2 separate regions of the Homo sapiens genome follow, and region 2 is linked to region 1. Evidence: chromatin loops called from intact Hi-C (ENCODE). Cell type or tissue: PC-3. All regions are shown on one strand. Each heading gives the region's core, and the rest is flanking DNA. Links, peaks and the distances in the headings are about the cores only. Region 1 overlaps ZPLD1 (zona pellucida like domain containing 1). Region 2 has its middle 23 kb from the start of ZPLD1.

Evidence for each region. Peaks named below come from ENCODE experiments on the same cell type or tissue, not always from the same donor. Only the 100,000 strongest peaks of a DNase experiment are listed, where the experiment ranks them.
Region 2: a loop joins it to region 1, with 2.2 times the contacts of the local background. A loop is called at or near these places in 2 of 110 quality-filtered maps.

Annotation. Positions count from the first base shown.
Region 1 is chr3:102,457,791-102,463,187 of GRCh38, reverse strand. It overlaps ZPLD1 (zona pellucida like domain containing 1), which reads right to left. Exons shown (of 12, transcript NM_001329788.2): 6 at 5,335-5,397; 7 at 810-907. Among named protein-coding and RNA genes, the nearest start is that of ZPLD1, 25 kb to the right of the region's middle. In PC-3, for the core only: no CTCF peak of the experiment used is centred there; a DNase peak (open chromatin) is centred at 2,407; H3K4me3 peaks cover 370 bases; H3K27ac peaks cover 1,252 bases.
Region 2 is chr3:102,409,665-102,415,061 of GRCh38, reverse strand. It overlaps a transcript of ZPLD1 not described here. Among named protein-coding and RNA genes, the nearest start is that of ZPLD1, 23 kb to the left of the region's middle. In PC-3, for the core only: no CTCF peak of the experiment used is centred there; no DNase peak of the experiment used is centred there.

The DNA.
Region 1 (5,397 bases), core at 122-5,121:
ACATTTATACATTAGTCCATTCCAACTCCGATGTTATAAAAAAAATACTAATCCATGGGAAGCGAATGCCAATGAAATGGAAAAAACTCCTGCATTATTAAAGGACAATTTTAAAGACTCATACAAGAATAGAAATATTCTTCAGGACAGGAAGGGAGAAGGTAAAGAAGAACTAAATTTATAGAGTATACCAATCTCTTCAGGATGCAAAGTTTAAATAGTAATACATAAGCAACCCAAAACAGGCCATTTTCACATTACATTTTTTTATAGGGCACGGTTAGAGCTTCAGCTTTTGAGCTCCATTTTAGTTTGATTGCTCTGAATTTTCTTAAGTATCATCTGAAATTTAATAGTTTTTTTATAGAGATGTTTCTGGAGATCATTTTATGTAATTTTGACACACTCTTATGCAGAGTCCTTTCATTCTTTAATAAATTCATATTGAAGAGTAACATACATATGGAAAAGCAAGCAAATCAAGTGTTCACAGAATGACTACATTTGGTTAATCATCTTTCTGATGAAGAGATACAACATTTCGGCATCCCAGATCTTCCCATGCCCCGTTCCAAGAACCACCCCCCTTCTTTATGGGAAGACTTGTTATTCTCCAATTAATGACAGAACATGAGTGTAACCTCTTAAACTTTGTAATCTGTTATTTCTTTTTAGTAGCATGCCTAAATGGTGTGGCAATGATAATATTTTCAAACTGAATTTAAAAATGAATGGCCCAACTTTATGACTCATGAGGATTTAGGCAGTCAAAGAGTTTTAACCTAAAAAAGACAAGAGTTTGAAATTACCTGCCATCCAAATTAGTGGCTTGGACAGCTGCAAATACTTTGGTTTTCAAAGGTAATCCTATACTGGGGATAATTAACTGCTGGTTGTAGGTTGAATCCTAATGATGAAACAATAAAAAATCTATTATTACCTCCCCAACAACAGCACACTTACTACTTAAAACAACAATATTAGAGAGAGAAAAAAGAAAGTAAATCAACATAAACCTACAGAATCAATCCAAAAAGGATTTACGTGACCCTCTGGTTTCTTGGCAGAACTGTTATTAAGCCATATCCATGTAACAAATTGATTCCATGTGTGAATCTTTTTGTTTCCATAGTTTACCATATATGGTGGCTAATGTTCACTGTATCTAAATTATATTCAGTGGTCACTAGTTAATATTCAGTTTGGTTAATATTCAATGGTCAATATTTAGTTTACTTAAATTAATGTTCCATTTATTTGATTATATTAGAGACTAATATTGAGTTTATTTAAATTATATCTGTTTAAATTTAAGCCCTTTACTGTAGGCACTGTAGTTCTTATACTTCTGATAATATTTTATTTACCAAAAATCACTTACCTGGCAAATTGAAATTGTTAAAGTTTAATTGAAAACCAAAGTAAGACCATTTTAAAGTCACAGAAGAATAGAAATTTTCTTCTAGGGAGAATAGAAGAAACTACAGGAGAACCAAATTTCTAGAATGTATCAATATCTTCAAGATGCAAGCTTTAAATAATAATACACAGAAAACCAAAATGAGACATTTACTCATTACATTTTTTATAGGGCAAGATTCAGCTTTTGAGACAAACACAGACTCCAAGCTGCTAAAATACATGCCATATGGTTCCTGCACAAATTCTTTAGAGGTCACTTATAGAAGGGTATCTCAGGACTTCATTTTTACTTTTCTACCCTTATTTTGGACCAGTTCTAGAGAGCTTATTTGTATCATTCTCAAATCCACAGTAGATTAAAGCATCGGATTAGAAATTAAGAAGTAGCAGGTATAATTTGATAATGAAGAAAACCAGAAAAAATAGAGTGCAAAAAACAAACCAAAAAAACCCTCCAAATTTAAGCAGTCACATCATTTAACAGAGGCCAATTGTTTCCCTAAACTTAGTAATTCTGAAGACATTGCTGTTTGGCAGAAAAGTTTTAATGTTCATTATAAAATCTTAAAATCATTGGGAAAGACAACATATCAACCATAATATCTTTAGAAGGCTTGGAAGAAAGCAAAATATTTTGAATTTTATAATTTAAGACAGTAATAGTTGGGATGCTTCATTTTTGGAAAAAAAGTTAATACGAAACATTTTATTGCCAAATAAAGCCAAATATATAAGAGATATACTTAAAAACTGATACTCTTCAGTCTTTTGTTTTCTATATTTTGGTGATAAATGATTAGCTCCTCTAACCATGTCTGATAGGTAGTATTTTTATGTGATTATCTTTCAGGCTCCCTTTTCCAACTTCTCCAAATAATCTACACTTCATTAACTATACAGCCCTTTCATCTTATATTTGCATCATTATTGTGCAGAAGAATGCTTACTTTCTTTACAACATTATATTGCTGAGTCATTTTGCAAATGACATATGATCCACCTGTGATTTAATTATGAATCATCAATTTTTTCCTACTGGAATTGCTTCTAAGAGGTAATTTTCTGACTTTAATTTGTATGGTGGCTTTTACTCATTAGTAATATATTGTCCCTAAAATCAATTATATCCATTTTAATTTTTCTCCAACATTTAAAAAATGTTCATAATTATAATAACCTTATTTAATATTTGCTGACTCTCCACACTCTCAGAAGAATCTAACATTTAGGTAGAATTCCAATACACAAAGGCATCCTTACTTTCCATTTCCACAATGAACAAAACTGACATATTTATATTGCACAAAATAAAGCCACAGTTCAACTGGTAATCTGCATATATGAAAATCACATAGCTGATAGAAGTCATTGGTTTTCTAAATATAATTTCCCCTCAGTATACTTACTGAATCCCAGAGCACATAAAAATAAACTATTGTGCTACATCGAACTGAGTGCAACTTTTCCTCTCCAAATAACAAATCAGAAAATGAAAGTAGTTGGGATGTAATATAAAATTTCATTATCCTCAAGGGTTAGAAATAAAAAACATTCCATGTGAAATAGGAATTAATGGCTTCAAAAGATTATAATATTTTATTTGGAATGCTACAATAAAATTACATCTGGCTAGCTACATGTTAATATTTCAAAAATAATAAGTATGATTTTGGATCAACTAATGAAAGTATATCAAAATTTTTTCTAGGGTAAATTACTAATTTTTAAAAATCCTGTAAAATGGCAAAATACTATGATGACACTGTGTTAAAAAATTTTTAGTTTGAGGCATTGAAACTCTTCTGTATTATACAGCAATGATGAGCAAATGCCACTTTATATTTGTCAAAACCCATAGAATGTACAAGAGGAAGAGTAACCTAAACATAAAAGAAATGTCAACTATGGACTTTGGTTAATAATGTATCAATATTGGTTTATTAATTGTAACAAATGTTTCACACTAACACAAGATGTAAATAATAGAAAAAAATATGTGCAAGGGGAGGGGGTATATGTGGGAACTCTGTACTTTCTAATCAACTTTTCTGCCAAACTAAAACTGCTCTATAACTGATTTAAAAAGAGAAGTATTTTGGCACCATCTATTTCACTTGTAGTCTAATATCAAAAAATTGGTTATCGTATAATTAAAATATTAAGGTTATCATCTAATTATAGGCTTTTTTAAGCATTACAATTTCAGAGATTCTTTTAAGGATTATACCTTGTTAGCAACAGAACTACAGTACCATCTCTTAATGATAAAAGAAAGACCTTAATAACAAAGCCTTCCTGAAATCCACACTTCAAAATTTTGATTTTCTGCTATTTCAGTGAGAGAATAGTTTAATTTCACAGAAAATAATAGTATCATTACATGTCATATGGATCATATTTTTCAGTTTTTTAGAATCAGGAATTCTCATCTTTGTCTCACTCAATTAGAACAAATAATATTAAATCCAACTAGTAATCTCAACTCAAGCTCAGACAGCTTATGCATATAAATTAACAGACGGGAATTTTCCAGTTTAAAGTTATATAAATATTGTTAACAACAATAGTAAATATCTGACCATATCAAAAGTGAATACTGGCACACGCTTGCTGAGTATTGTAGAACCAAGTATCTTGGCAGCTTCCTTTTTTTTTTTTTTTTTTTTTTTTTTTTTTGAGACGGAGTCTCGCTCTGTCTCCCAGGCTGGAGTGCAGTGGTGCTATCTCGGCTCCCTGCAACCTCCGCCTCCCGGGTTCACGCCATTCTCCTGCCTCAGCCTCCCGAGTAGCTGGGACTACAGGTGCCCGCCACCACGCCCGGCTAATTTTTTGTATTTTTTAGTAGAGACAGGGTTTCACCGTGTTAGCCAGGATGGTCTCGATCTCCTGACCTCGTGATCCACCCGCCTCGGCCTCCCAAAGTGCTGGGATTACAGGCGTGAGCCACAGCACCCGGCCGACAGCTTCTCTTTGCAGAAGAAAGTTTAGAAACGACAGAAAGGCAATCTTGATTCTAACACATTTTAATTTGTTGTTTAGAACTCTGTGGTGTCAGACTACAAACTTATAAACATGATTTTTTTAAATGCCTTTGGAAAATGTCCTACTACAATATTTATAGCTCATTATATTCAAAGTATAAAGCACTGACTTTTAAATCAGTTGCATGAATTATAACTCAGTGCCATGATGACATGAATAATAATGCAAAAATCCGATTCATAATTTACAGAAATGTTGGTTGATAGATTGAAAAATTGATATTTAAATCAGGCATTTAAAATGTATGAATAAAAATTTTTAATCAACATCAAAATATCATTTGGGGGATTAATGTCAGAGGTATAAATAGAAATCCATGTATTTTTCACGTTTTGCTGCCAATGTCGATATTTACATGACAAAAATTTAGATAATGCTATGTAGTCAATCCAAATTATTTCAGATGTGACAGAATTGTCATCAGCCAAAACCCATATTGAAAATATTAACACATTCATCACCAAGGATGCCTCCAAGGGAAACACCATTTGTACTGTTAAAATCTTTGTATCACACATAAAAAAAATATATATTTCCTAAATCTTGAAGCTAACTGTAGCTACTCACACACCCCTACCTAAATAAACAAATAAATACATGTAAATGTAGGTAGACATTTGAAGTAATTATTTAAAATCACACTTACGATATAAAATTTAAATCTTATATCAACTTTTAGAAAATTTAATGGAGATATTATTATACCTTTATCACTAAGATATATGAAAATGGTAGCAAAAATAGATAAATGTTACCAAGGCATAACAGGGTTAATGTGGCTTTCAGTAGATTTTTATATAAAAGCCATTCACATAAATGACTCCTCACAACAGTGAAAGAGAAAATAACATCCTTCACCCATCAACTTACGTTATAAAGGAGCAGGTTCAAAGTGCTGACAAATGTGCCATTGTTCTCTCTCACAGAAATAGC
Region 2 (5,397 bases), core at 101-5,100, 48 kb after region 1:
TAAGTACAATCGATTTCCCAGCTCAACAAGTAATTTACCCAAATATTTCTAATCTCAGGAGTCTAAAAGCTGAATAAATTAGCCTTACTTTTGATCAGCATGAATTGTTAGTTGATAAGTTAGCAAGCAGCTATGAGGCTAAAGTTTTATTGTATTGTACATATTATTTTACCACAAAAAGAGAAAATGTTATTTTGAAAATGCTGAATTTATTACTTTAAGACCATTACTGGAAATACTGATATATTGTTCATATATGGCATGATACTTAAACATCTGTTTGTTTTTTTTGGGTATTTTCAAATAATTCCCCTTATATATAAGATTTACTGATACATTCTCGATGGTTTCAATGAAGAATTAATGGTGAATACAGTATTTATTGTACTATAATTTCTTCGCAGTTATTTATTTACACATGATCAATTCCAGGAACTAGCTTTACTAGGTAACTGATATTGAATAACTTTAAGAAAGCTTTTAAATCATCCCCAGATTTGTAAGGCATTTCCTTATTTCTTGGATTACTTAAGCTTACTTATTTCTGGAAATGCCTAATCAAAGCATTAAATTTAAAATAATTGTAAATTGGAGTGCTGATGGCTATTAAAGCGCAATTACTGTATCAGCTCACCAATACTGTCCTATTTGACAATAAAAGCACTGAAATTGTGGTTTGTATTTCCAGCAAATCTTTGTTGAAAGCCACAAACTGGATAATGGTAGGAAAAATTGTTCTAATCATATTTCTATTGTCATAGATAGTGCTATTCCTTTTAAAACCAACAATTCTAAGCAACATGCAAGCTAGAAATAGGCTACTGCTATACTTTCAATACACATTATAGAATTGTGGGAGTTTGTCCTGAACCCAGTAGTTAAATTGAGAATCCCTTCTTCTCTAGAACAGGAAACAAACTTCAAGGACCACCAAGGCTGGAAGGTGATATAAATAAGTGATAAGAGCCACCTGGTGAATGGGCATGTGAACACATTCAGCAAGTAACAGGAATCATGTCCAACTGGAAAGCACACAGCTCGCCTCCTCTCCTCAAGGCAGCAATGGTTGGCTACACTCTTCCAGAAGATTACTGACATCCAGGAATACATTATCCAACATTGCCAGAAACTTCATTTTTTTTACAAAAAAAAAGCAATCAAGGTTTTTATTTGAAATCACCCAAATTTTATATGAATTTTATATTGAAATCACCCAAATTTTATATGCTGCTCATGTTTTTTAATCATTTGCACATATTTGGACTGGATTAAACCTTTGAGCTTCCAGTTTTCCACCTTATCTAGAAGTCTGACAAGTCAATAATATGTTCTTACTATGGGATCATTTTCTACTAAAATCTCATTGCTTTTGGACAGCACTACCCAGCTGGTCAGTACTGGCATTCTCCTGAGTTAAAGAGTAGGTTTTGTATGCCCATTTATAGGGAATGTCCATTGGGCCCAGCATCAAAGTTGCATGTATATATTTTCAGCATATAAAAAGCACCATATACTTAATTTTTGTTTCAGGATAGTCATTGTCTAACAGATTTTATAAAACCATTGTCCATAAAGGAGTTTTCTAAAAAATTAAAATACAGACTTTTCATAAGAAAGAAAAATCATTTAATAATGTAAAATAAGCACTACCCTATTGATAAGTAGCAATGAGGCTACTAAATAAATATGAATAAGTTTCCAACACAAATAATTAACTTTTCAAATTGATTTGGAGAAAGTGTCTATGACCATCTTAAGATCATTGCCTGCACTGTGAACCCACTCCCAGAAACAAACACAACATGGTCTTAGTAATTTAATTTTACTGTTAAAAAAATAGTCTTTTTAAAAATTTTATGACTTAGTGTGAACTGTAGAATGACATTTAATTTTAATCATTAATTAATATTTATTTGTTTGTTTCTATATATATTCTTGATAAAAACTAAGTGTAATACACACCAAAGGACAGATGACTGAGGTGTAGTCTAGCAGAAGTCAAACCAGTTTCTATTCTAGCTCTGCATAGCCATGTAAAATCATTATAGGCTTCAAATTTTTCAAATGTCAAATAAAATTCATAGAATTATTTCAAAAATCATTTGAATAATGATAGCGGCCATATAATTAATCCAATACGCCCTCAATGCTTGAATCTCTTCTAACCATTCATGTACATAGTCTTATAGTGTCTCTCCCTCTCTTGCACACACACACACTCATATATATACACATATGTGTGTATATATAGGGATATATACATATGTCCCTGTCAAATGAAACCAGTCAATCTGTGCTTGTAAACCTGCTACAGAGCTCACAGTTCTTGATAAGGGGTAGTCCATTTTATCTTTGGAGCAACTATGACTATCAGCAAATTCATCCTTATGTTGAAGTAAACTCTATCTTTCTGTTATAGTTACTTATTCTTCCTCCTTGGAACAATACAAATTATGTGTGACAGCACTATATATTTCAATACAGTAAACTGAATACAGCTAATACATCATCTCCAAGTTTTCCATTTTTCAGGCAAAACAACTTAAGTTCCTTCAATCATTCTTATAATAGGTTAAATCCTCCCTAATATCATGTTCACTTCTAAATACCCTACAGCTAGTGTAGCAGCATCCTCTTCTCTATGTCTGGTTCTAGAATCAAATATAATCCTCTAGGTGGGAGTTAGTGAGCACACTGCACAGAATTGAAAAGAACTACTACTTAAGTATTCCAGATCCTATGCCTCCCAAAACATATTTTTGTTAAGCAAGTATGACGATTAATTTTATGTGTCAACTTGGCTAGGCTATAATGCCCAGCTGTTTGTTCAAACACCAATCTAGATGTTGCTATGAAGATGGTTTTTAGATATGATTGTTATTTACAATCAGTAGACTTTGAGTGAAGCAGATTGCCCTCCATTATGTAAATAGGCCTCATCCAATGTGAACGCCTTAAGAATAAAGACAGAGGTTTCCCAAGAAAGAAGCAATTCTGCAACATAGAAGCCCTACCTGAGGTTCCCACCTGCTGCAATTTCAAGCTCAGGAATACATCAACCCCTCACTGGATTTCTAGCCTGCCAGTCCGCCCTACAGATTTTGGACTTCCCCACAATTGCATAAGCCAATTTCTTTCTTAAAACATTCCCTAGATAGATATATAAATTGATAGAGAGACATTAAGACATTGAGATCGACAGAGATATACCCTATTGGTTCTGTTTTTCTGGAGAATCCTGACCAATACAGCAAGCCAGTTTTATACATGCTGCTGCTAAACTCCATCTCTCCTATCCTATAATTAATTTTATTTTTAGTTTTTATTTGTCCATACCCAAAATGAAAGAAATTATATTTATTCACAATAAACTTCATTCTATTTGAGTTGACTCATTATTCTTGGGGGAAGGATTCTTTTGGAGACCTAAATCTGGTCTCCCACGTATTCACTATCTGTCCAGCTTTATCTCAAATACAGATGATAGAATCATACTTGCTTCACCAAGCCCAGTTCCAGAAGTTCAATCCATATAAGAGTTACCTCTGTAAGAAAATAGTTTAACACCAGCAATAACCAATGTGAGTGTTATTCTTGTTTTTCCAAAGCATAAATAACTATTTTTAAATCACACTAGAAAAATTATAAAGCTCAAATTTAGTAATACAGTTTATTCCTACCCAGCTTACTAAATTTTCAGAAGAGATCATACCCTTTGAATGAATAATCCCAAATAAGTATTGAATTGAGCCTGTGTACCCCAAGGGGATTTAGACCATCTGCTAATTTTGCTGGGCAAAGGGTTTTTTGGTACAGTTTTACATACTTTCAGCTTTGGAAAAATAGAATCCAATTTGCCTCCAGCTCTCATCTTTTTTTCCCACAGTTAAATACTTTGTCTATTTAAAACAAACTTTTGAAACCACTTCGTGTTATTTAAAACCCAATGTATTTCTTCCCCACAATGAACACAGCTGGGGATATTAAGGCCACTAAAAGACTATTTTGCAAGCAGACACAATTCTTTCTTAGAAACTGGTGTCCTTTAAAAATTATTTCCTGAAACATTTTTAACCTTTACATAAACAATTATTAGGTCAAATAATATTTTTATTTGGTCCAATAAATATTTTGGAAGGTGAACAATATTACATTTTGAAGCATGACACAAATCTGTTGGAATTTTTATCTGACCACCATTCCCATCTCCCTACCCTCTCTGTGAACACAGGCATGTGTAGCAAGCCTTTCATGAACAAGAAATCCATTCAAGATTTGGATTCCTGGGCCAGTTCTCAGTCAGCAGGTTTCCTATGCACTTGTAGGTGCCAAACAGCAACTCTCCTGTTTCTCCAAAAGAATTCTTAATAGAGGGGGGAATAAACTTTAAATGGCTTCCTGATTTCACCATTTCTAAAGACCAATGTTAGGTTGCTGAAAGACTACCTCATTTGTGCCTTCAGGTGTCTAACAAGCTTTAGAACAGAGTAAATGATGTAATGATTTTTTTCTTTCTTTTTTGGTGGAATAAATATTAGAGTAGCTAGCAATCTGTTGCATTTTTGTGCATATAAATTTTTGAGCAATGTTTTTTTGAAAACAGCACTTCTATGGTGTTCTAGTTTTCAGAATTTCAGGCTTTCATGAGAAATTAAAGATTAACATTATAGTAATTCTAATAATAATCTGTGTAGTAATAGAAAAACAAAAGTAAAGTAATGCATGTGTTTGCCCCATACTGATTCTGAACTCCACTCCAAGCAAATATTTGCTCATTATCTGAATACAAAAAGTAAAATGTCCTCAGGGTGGGAGTGCATCCATAAACTCCTAGTCTACAGATGTGAAAAGCCAGTTTGCAGCAATAGTTCCACATATTCATGTCCAATCAGATCAATATGCAATCAAGATGAAAAAGGAAATAAAATTCACACTGAAAGGAAGACTCTCCAATTGATCAAATATGAAATTAAAACAGGAGGTAAAACACTAAAACTATTACTTTTATGAATATGATCAGTAGTCTGGAAAATGAGTTTCATACAGATATAATGACCCCTCAAGAATAATTTGTGCAAAACCTAATCAATGTTGTTAGCCTTGTGTAAATCATGCCTCTTGGTTATGATTTCTTCTCCTAAAGAATGTCCATTATCCCCTATGCTTTCTGAGGCACAAGACTACCAAATAGCCACACTTGAACCATGTGATCCTGCAAGTTTATTTGTGAAGATTTATTTGACTTCGATCCACAGTGGAGCTCTAACCTTGAAATCAAGGTAAGGCATTACTAAAATAAACAGCTTTATGGAAGTCAGCTTTTAATCACTGTTTCAGCAAAAAATGGAAACTCCATAGGTAATTGTGTTTACTGATATTCATCCTAAGGAATTTTCC